Linked DNA regions of Homo sapiens: region 1 is linked to region 2. The links are chromatin loops, found by intact Hi-C in ENCODE. Cell type or tissue: A673. All regions are shown on one strand. Each heading gives the region's core, and the rest is flanking DNA. Links, peaks and the distances in the headings are about the cores only. Region 1 has its middle 19 kb from the start of SHISAL1. Region 2 overlaps SHISAL1 (shisa like 1).

Region 1 (4,374 bases), core at 101-4,100, 47 kb before region 2:
CATATTCACACACATACCACACTCACAAAAAACACACAGCACTCACACACTCTCATATTCACACACATACCACACACACAAAACACACACCACTCATTCAGATTCTCTCATACACACATACATATTCACACATGTACCATACACCCCACACATTTAATACGCATACACAGAACACACATAGCACATGCACACACCAAACACCACATACAAATCACACATACAACACACACACACCACTCATACAACAAACACAACACACAACACACACATACACACACTATACACCACACACACAGACACCACACACACAACACACCCCATCCCAGCAACACAGGCGGCCTGCTGTGACACCCCTACACTTCCTCCCCTTGCTCAGCCCGCATCCCTCAACGCTGAGTGTCCCTGGCACTGAGAGCCTGAGACACGGTCCCTGCTAGGGCACAGATGACAGGCACCTCTCCAGCATAACAGCCAAAATCAGACGGGACAGTCTGGCAGGCACCTTCCAGCCCCGCCACCACCAGCACCGGGCACTTCTACCTGTTCCATGGCCTCTCTTGGCCTCAGTTTCCTCCGTCCCCCTCTTGGGATATTTGCCAGGCGCCAGGAGAAGTATCTCATGGGCCCAGTCTCATTTAGTCCTCGAGACACTCTATGCGGGAGGCAGTGCTGTGACCTCTTTAGGAAAGAGAACTGACGTTCAGGGAGCTTCTGTGCCGTGCCCAAGGCCACCTGGCCAATTAGGGACAAAGTGCCACCTTGCTACAAATCCCATGAGCCTTCCCACTGGGCAACACTGCCTGCCCCTGTGGCTGAGCAGGCACTGCCTCCCTGAACCCTCACTGTGACCCTGACCTCGCCCTGCTGGGGCATTCATGGGGTCCCTCTGCCCCTCCCATGAGCAGGGCCCACATCGGCTCCCTTGGAGGGAGATTGTGTCCTGCTTGGGCAGCTGCTCAAGCCAGGTCCACTGAAGACAGGAAGGGATGGACACCTGTGAGACAGGTGGGGAAACTGAGGCACTCCAACAGTGCAGGCTTCCTAGGGTGGGCGCCCCAGCACCATTCCCACTGTCCAGCTGGGTGCCTCGGGCATGAGGCTGAGCCTCCCTCTTATCTTTGAAAGGGGCCCAGGATGTGGCATCGGAAATGCCATCTGGATTCCCAGCCCCATCAGTGGGTCACGCGCAAGCTGTTGCCAGGCACCTCCCGCTGTCTTGGTTCCTCCTCAGTAAGGAGAGGGTGCAGCACTTGCCCTCGGTGCCTTCTCTTGATGTTTACTAAGGTACCTGTGAGGGGCCAAGGCTGGAGGACTGGGCCTGGACGTCAGGCAGACCTGGGCTTGAGCCCCGATTCTGCCCCTAGCTGGCTGTGTGGCTCAGAGCAGATGTCCTAACCTCTCTGAGTCCCAGCACCTCTGCTGTGAAGTGGGGAGGACGCTGCCCAGCACTGTGGTGAGGAACAAATAAAGCATAAAGAATACATCAAGTATAAAGGGCTCAGCCCAGTTTCTGGTGCGGTTCCATCAATGCTTAGAAAAATGAAATGAGGGCCACCATCTCAGGAGACCCAGGTGGGAGGATCTTGGGGCCAGTCCTCCAGGGGCTCCCTTCTCCCTCCTAAAATGCGGAATCGATAAAAGATCCTCATCTCCATTCTCTCTTGGGGCCCTCGAGGAGGCTGCAACCTTCTCCCCACGAGATCTCTTTACACCAGAGGTCTCCCGGCCAGGGACAGGGGAAGGTGGGGAAACGGGGGCTCACTGGCTTCGAGGCCACAGAAGGGCAAGCGCAGCCTTGTCCCGCAGGTGAGGGGCGAAATGGGGGGCAGACTGGAGCTGGGGGGCTGCCGGGTGGAGAGGGGAGAAGAAGCCGAAGAGGGGACCCCATGCAGTGGCCCAGGAGGGTCGGGAAGTGGGGCCTTTCCCACAGGAAACCCTGGCAGAGGAGCTTGTCTCATGTGAAGGGTTCTCGGCCCAAGCTGACCGTGACCCTGATCCTCCTGGCCAGGGTCTGGCTGGCAGGAATAACGTGGCTCCCAGACAAAGCAGGTGTATGTTCCATGGGGATGGGAGGACTGGGGAGTAGGAGACTGGGGTGGGAAGAGGAGAGGAAAAGGGAGTGGGGAGGAGGAGGAAGGAACAAAGGAGAGAGGAAGAACGCAGAGGAAGGAAGGAAGGAGGAAGGGAGGGAGGAAGGAAACGGGGCAGGAAAGCGGAAAGAGGGAAGGGAAAAGTAGAAGGAAGGAAAATGAGGAGGAAGGCGTGAAAGAACGGACGGAAAGGAAGTAAAAAGAGAGAAAGTGAGAAGCCACCGCAAACAGCAGGAGGGGAGAGAGAAAGAGCCAGAGGGGGAGAAAAGAGACCGCGAAAGAAAAAAAAAAAATGAGAGGAGGACGCAAGAGAGAGAGAGGGAGAGAGAGAGAGGAAGGGAGGAGAGAGGAAGGGAGAGAGAGGAGGGCGCAGGACGCGGCGGGCAGGGCGGCGGGAGCTCGGCGAGCCCGGGCGAGGGGGCAGCAGAGGGCGCGGCGCGGAGCGAGCGCCAAAGAGTGAAGTGGGCAGCGGCGGCGGCGGCGGCGGCGGCGGCGAGCGCGGGGCCCGGCGAGCATGAGCGCGGCGGCGGCGGCGGCGGGCGCGGCGCGGGGCTCGGGGCCGGCGGGCGGCCGGGCGGCGCGGGCCGCCGAGTAGCCGCGGGCGGCGACGGGGCATGCGGCCGGCCGCCGGACCCCCAGCCGGACCCCGAGCCGGACGCCGAGCCGGAGCTGCAGCCCCGGCCCCAGCCCCAGCCCCGGCCCCGGCCCCAGCTCCGCGCCGCGCCCGGCGCGCCTAGGAGCGGGCGCCTTCCGAGCGCCGATCAGGGAGCCCGGAGTCCCCGCGTCCCCGCAGCCCCCAGAACCCGGACAACTGTTGCGGCGGCGGCAGGGGCATCGCGGGGGCGTGGGCAGCCCCCGCACCCCAGCAGGCGGCTCCCGCGGGCGCCGGCTCCCGGCTACGAAGCGAGGAACGAGCGGGCGGCGGGCACGAGGTGAGCTGAGCCCCGGGGCGGGCAGGGCGGGGGCCGCGCGGGGGAGGGGCGCGCCTGGGCCGGGGTCCGAGAGCGGCGGGGAAAGGGGCCGGGGCGGAGCTCCTGGCGGAGGAGGGTCTGGGCGAGTGGGGGGCGGGGTCTGCGGCGCGGGGCTCCGGAGAAGGGGTGAAGGGTGGGCGCTTTGGGAGAGGCGGGTAAGGGGCATATGACGGGGGTCCGGGGCTCTTTAGAAAGGGGCTGGGGACGACCGGGGAAGGGTCCGGGGGCAGGAACCGTGCGGGACAGCCGGTGTTCGGCACTGGGGTCCGCGCCGGCGCTCACCAAGGTCGGGGTCGCTGAACCTTGGAGAGGAAGGGGCTGGGTTCCGAAGAGAGCAGTTCGGGGCGCACCGCGCCGGGACGCGGCGGCCGGGACCGGAATCCGCGTCCAAGGGGGGGACTGGCTTCCAAGAACAGAGTCGGGGAGCTCAGTGAGCTGGGAGCCCCGTGCGGGCTGCACGGGGACTGAGGGCCACGCTGCGGACCCAGAGGGGCCTGGGGGTCCCAGCTGGGCAGCGCAGGGGACGGGTAGAAGGACCCCTCCCAAGTGCGTGCCCCTGGGTCCTGGTCCGCCGCGCGGCCCCTGCGGAACCGCTGTCGCCTCCGGGGCCGAATCAACATTGATCCCGCGCCCGGGGCTGGGGTGGCCCGGCCCGGCGGCAGCCTCGGAAGCTCATTAGTGCCCGTGGTTGCCATGGCAACGAGACCCCAAGCGTCTCGAGGTTATATTTATTCTAATTATTATTATCATTATTAGTATTAGTATTTGTTACTCAGCCAGAGGAAAAAAAAACAGGGGGAAAAAGCCAGCGCGTCCTGGCGCCTGCAACTGTTACCTCTTTGGAAAGAGTCAAGAGGATGTGGGCAAACAAGGCCGGGTCCATGCCCCCTAGGGTCTCCCCCACTCTTGCTAGCTGCCCCAGCCTCACCCCTGGGGCCATCCGACAGGGAAGGGGAGTTATGTAATCTGCGGGAGAGCACCTCTGGGGATGCCTCTTTGTGTCTCCCCTACCTCTCTGGGCCTCCTGAGCCTGTTTTAAGTGATTGCACCTGTCACTTAAAGGCATCCCAGCCTAGGATGGGAAGAACACGAAGTGCCCCACACAGGGACTCTCTGGGGGTGGCCTCCAGCCCCCTCTCCACGGCTGTGTGACCTTGACCAAGGCTCCTGAGGCTTCCCAGCCCGTTTCCTCATCTGGAAGATAGAATGGCAGCCATGCCCACCACCAAAGGCTGCTGTGAGCTCACTCTGAGAAACCCCTGTCGGTTCCCACTGAGCATTGGTGGCTGTGTGACCCCAGGCAGCTGTCCACA
Region 2 (4,374 bases), core at 311-4,310:
GGCGCCAGGGCTGACCTAAGCCTGGGAAGATCTGGAGCCTGGAAGTCGAGACTGGGAGAGGCCTCATGCTCATCTCCTCCAGGCCCAGAGACAGGCAAGGGTTTTCCCAGGCCACACAGCAAACCAGGCAGAGGAAGAATTAGAACCAGGTCTCCGGGTTCCGGGCTGGCCCCTTCCCCCCAGCCTCAAACAGGGTCTTAAAGGATCTGCTGCCCGCGAGACCTCCGTCTGGGCGAGAGCGAGGTGAGTCTCTCCCTGGGGATGTGCAGCGGTGGCGTGTACAGGCCGGACACTGGCTCCATTCACGCCTCCTCGACACCAGAAGCGCACACCCACCCAAACACATGCCTGCAGCAGGGAGCAGACGGAGGCGGCGCCGGAGTGATTAACAGATCGGTGGCTTCAGGCAGCCACAGCCCCTGGCACGCACTGTTAGGGCTCGGCAGCTCCAGCTGCTGTGGCAAGCCCTGGACACCATCCACTCTGGGCACAGGTCGGGGAGACTTGGACCCTGGCCCTGGGGAAGGGTGTGGGAGACAGATGTGGCTCTGGGTGACAGGGGCTGGGTTTGAGGGAAACTCAGGGCTGTGGGCCAGAAGACAGGCTTGACCCAGCTGCGTAGGAGGGTCAGGGTGTCCGGAAGACTTCCTGGAGGAAGTGATCTTCGACAAAGGGCCGGTGGGAGGTAGGCAGGGGAGGAAGGGGGCAGGGAAAGAAGGCACGGCCTGTGCAAAGGCCGGGTGCTGGAGCGCAGACCCTGTCTGCAGTGGAGTCGGCTGACACCGGGAGAGCCAGGCTTCACAGCGGGCTTCCAAACCCTCCCGCAACTTTGGCCACCTCTGCCTGAGGAAGGCAGAGCAGCCCTCGGTGGGGAAATGTTGGGCAAATGAATAACAGAAGTGAGGTCATGGGGCCCGGACAGCCCCAGCCATGCACAGCCTGGTCGTGTTGAGTGAAGGGGACCCCTGGGGGAGGCTGAGAGAGGGTCTAGAGGGCAGAACCTGATGCCTCTGCTCTTGGTCCAGCAGGATGGGGAGGACCTCCGTCCTCACAGCAGGGGTGAGGCAGTGAGAGCATCCCGGGTGCCAGGAACAATGTAGGCAAAGGTGGGGCAGGGGCACCTGCAGGAAGGAGGGAGAGGGCAGACCAAAACAGCACCAGGTAAAGGAAGAGGCTGCCATGTCCTGGGAGCCCCAGATGCCAGCTCAGAATTCCCCCCAAAGTGTCTGACTCTGTGGGACCCTCAGGGATCCCAGCCCAAGGACTCAGGGTCCTGGAGGATGCCCAGGTGGGGACCAGGCCCGGGCAGTGGATTCCAGGGAAGGAGGCGAACAGGCAGGCAGAGGAGAGGGAGCCAAGGCCCCGCCCTCCAGAGGGGCTCAGTACCCTCCTCCCGGGGACCCCAACATAGCCCCAGGACACATTCTCTAATCAGCCCCACTGATGAAGCCGGCCTGAGCTGGACTGCTCCCCTCTGCTTGCTCACTCCCTCTCTGTTTGTTCGCAGCAATTACACCGCCTTGTTGGGAGTGTGGATCTATGGATTTTTCGTGTTGATGCTGCTGGTTCTGGACCTTTTGTATTACTCGGCAATGAACTACGACATCTGCAAGGTCTACCTGGCACGGTGGGGCATCCAAGGACGATGGATGAAACAGGACCCCCGGCGGTGGGGGAACCCCGCTCGGGCCCCTCGGCCGGGTCAGCGGGCCCCACAGCCGCAGCCTCCCCCAGGCCCGCTGCCACAAGCCCCACAGGCCGTGCACACATTGCGGGGAGATGCTCACAGCCCACCGCTGATGACCTTCCAGAGTTCGTCTGCCTGGTGAGTGGCTACAATTGAGACCCAGAATGATTTGGGTCATTGTCTTTGGAGAGCTTGGAGAATACGCCATCACTCTCGCCATAGTGTTTGGCTCATTGGTTGCCTGATTGTTTGCTTATCTTGTTGTTTGCCAAGAAAAATTTCAAACTGTTATGGGTAGCCTACAACACATGCCTAGACAGGAAAGTCAAAATGAGAGGTGGAAACAGAGCTTAGAAGCAAAGCTTGCAAGCTCATTGCGCTTAGAGCCCAGTGTGAGAGAGGTAACCACTAAACATTTAGTGGAGTTTTGGGTTACCTAGCTGCCAAGGCAAAGGGGAAAACCGGATGGCTTTTTGAGTTGTAAATCTGGCCAAAGGAAGCAAATCAGTCTGTCCAGCCAGATTTTTCAGCATGAGGTTAGAAAATACAAATGTTACTTAGTTCCTTATGTGTACATGCCTTGTATGGCATGAGGGGTACTAGTTCTGACTCAGGCAGGCTGTGAAGGAAGGAAGGAAGGAAGGAAGGAAGGAAGGAAGGAAGGAAGGCAGGAAGGCAGAGAGGTGGCATCTCAAGGGTTGGCCTTGTGGGGTGGCTGCCCCAGGGTTATGTTCAGATCTGAGCTTGTCTACTGCAATTCCCATTTCCGCCCAGTTCCAGTATGGTGGGGATGGGCCTGACCTAATCCCAGGCGGCCCTGGGTAGTGCAGCATCTAGAGTTGGAAGGGGAGAGGCAGGGTCTGTGCGTTTGGAGCAGGAACTCCCTGGGAGGCTGGCTAGCACCAAGGACAGGAGCCAGACTGAGGGTCGATTCCCAGGTCAAGGGCTAGAGTGAGAGGTTCGGATGCTCTGTGGGGGCTGAGCTGCAGCCATGGGCACACAGGGCTCAGGGCACGTCATCCAGGGACATCATGATACCAAGCCCAGGCTGCAAGACCCATCCCAGAGCCCCCTTGCTGGAGGGGTGCAGGAGTTTGCCGCACAGTGACCCCTGGGTTCATGTGCAGGAGCTTTGCAGGTAACCTAACCTGGGTCTGAGTCCCGGCTCTGCCATTTACCTGCTCCTTGACTTCGGGCATGAGATTTCACCCCTCTTAACCTTCCGATCCTCGTGAAGGAGGAGTGGGTAAGACTGCCCCCTCCCAAGGATTAACTGTGCACCTACCTGGCACATAGTAGGTCCTCAGTTAATCCTTGCTGCCTCCTCTTTGGAGGCAGCAATGACGTGAGTTAGTGATCGTTCACATAGCTAGCAGGTAGTGACCTTTTCAATTATTATTAAATAATTAATAAGATGCATAAATCAGCTTGTGCTTATCGATTGAATAATGACACCATCCATCACACAGGAGACAAAGACACAGCCCTGTGTGGCTCGGTTTGACAAATGCTGGCAGAGTGGGTCCTTGGGCAGGGGTTTGTGCCAGGCTCTGGGGGATGTGGAGGTGATGGGTAGAGAAGAAGCCAGCCTCCACCCTTGAGCAGTGGGGACTCCAGAGAGCTACAGACAATAAAATGTCTGTTGGCAGGACCCAAGAGTGGGGTGTTCTGAAATGTGGATCCTTTGCAACAGACACACCTAGAGGGTTTGTCAAACTAAAGACCCAGAGCCTACTGACCAGGCATCTCTGAGGGTGATGCTCATAGGCACTACAGCTCAGGAGGCACTGGAAAACGTCTATAAGAGCCAAGCTTTTTGATAGCTGAGAATCTTCCGTTTAAAACGGTGGTCCTCCCCCACTCCCGCACCTTTTGCATGCACATACATTTGGAATAAATAGCTCACACCTCGCCGAACACTTGCCAAGGGGATGGAGGATGTCGTGAGCACCCTGCACTCAGCACCTGGGTGCTGTTTTCCTGCCCCGGCCTCAAGGTCTTCCATTTCCTACGTCACTGTGCTTGCTGCTAACAGCTCCCCGATCTCATCCTGCCCAGAACGTTTTTGCCTGTCTCAGCAGCAGTTCCCACCCTACCCCTGTTCCATATTGCTTTTCCCCAACAAGCACACATTGTGCACCTGCTGTGTGCCAGGCACTGTGCTATGCCATCAGGATGCAGAGAGCTTGCCAAGCCTGCAGGGATTGTGCACGGAGCCTGAGTGGGCAGCTGAGCTCCAGGTCCAGGTGGGACACTTTTCCTTTTGGAGCTCAGAGGCTCTTCGTCTTTCCTGACCGTCCTGAGTGCAGGCTCAGGAAGGTGTTCCCATCACCCTGTGAGCGTGAAAAAAGGTTGTCAGAACCCACAAAGGTGTGGTGCAGGATAAGGGAATAGCCAGTCCCTGGCTGGATTCACGGGCACCGTCCCACTCCCGCTGTGCTCTTTGACACGCAGCGTGACTCTGGGTGAGGAGCTTCCTTTTTGGGCTTCAGTTTTGCCAGTTGAGGAACCAACGTGAGAGGGGATTTCATTTGGAGATCAGGGAGGAGCCTCCTTTCCTGCCACTCCAAGGTCCTCCCAGCTGTGTGACCCAGGACATCTCCAGCATTATAGCTCTGACTGTAACCCGACTAGGTCCCTGGTCCCCGGGTGGCCCAGCCTCCATGTGGTGTCCCAGTCAATGAAAC

Evidence for each region. Hi-C counts contacts between places; a loop is a spot of excess contacts. Peaks named below come from ENCODE experiments on the same cell type or tissue, not always from the same donor. Only the 100,000 strongest peaks of a DNase experiment are listed, where the experiment ranks them.
Region 1: a loop joins it to region 2, with 6 times the contacts of the local background. A loop is called at or near these places in 1 of 110 quality-filtered maps.

What each region holds. Positions count from the first base shown.
Region 1 is chr22:44,330,143-44,334,516 of GRCh38, reverse strand. It overlaps a transcript of SHISAL1 not described here. Among named protein-coding and RNA genes, the nearest start is that of SHISAL1, 19 kb to the right of the region's middle. In A673, for the core only: a CTCF peak has its summit at 2,440; no DNase peak of the experiment used is centred there; H3K4me3 peaks cover 289 bases; H3K27me3 peaks cover 2,255 bases.
Region 2 is chr22:44,282,879-44,287,252 of GRCh38, reverse strand. It overlaps SHISAL1 (shisa like 1), which reads left to right. Exons shown (of 5, transcript NM_001099294.2): 4 at 1,508-1,825. Among named protein-coding and RNA genes, the nearest start is that of SHISAL1, 28 kb to the left of the region's middle. In A673, for the core only: no CTCF peak of the experiment used is centred there; a DNase peak (open chromatin) is centred at 2,352; H3K27ac peaks cover 2,789 bases.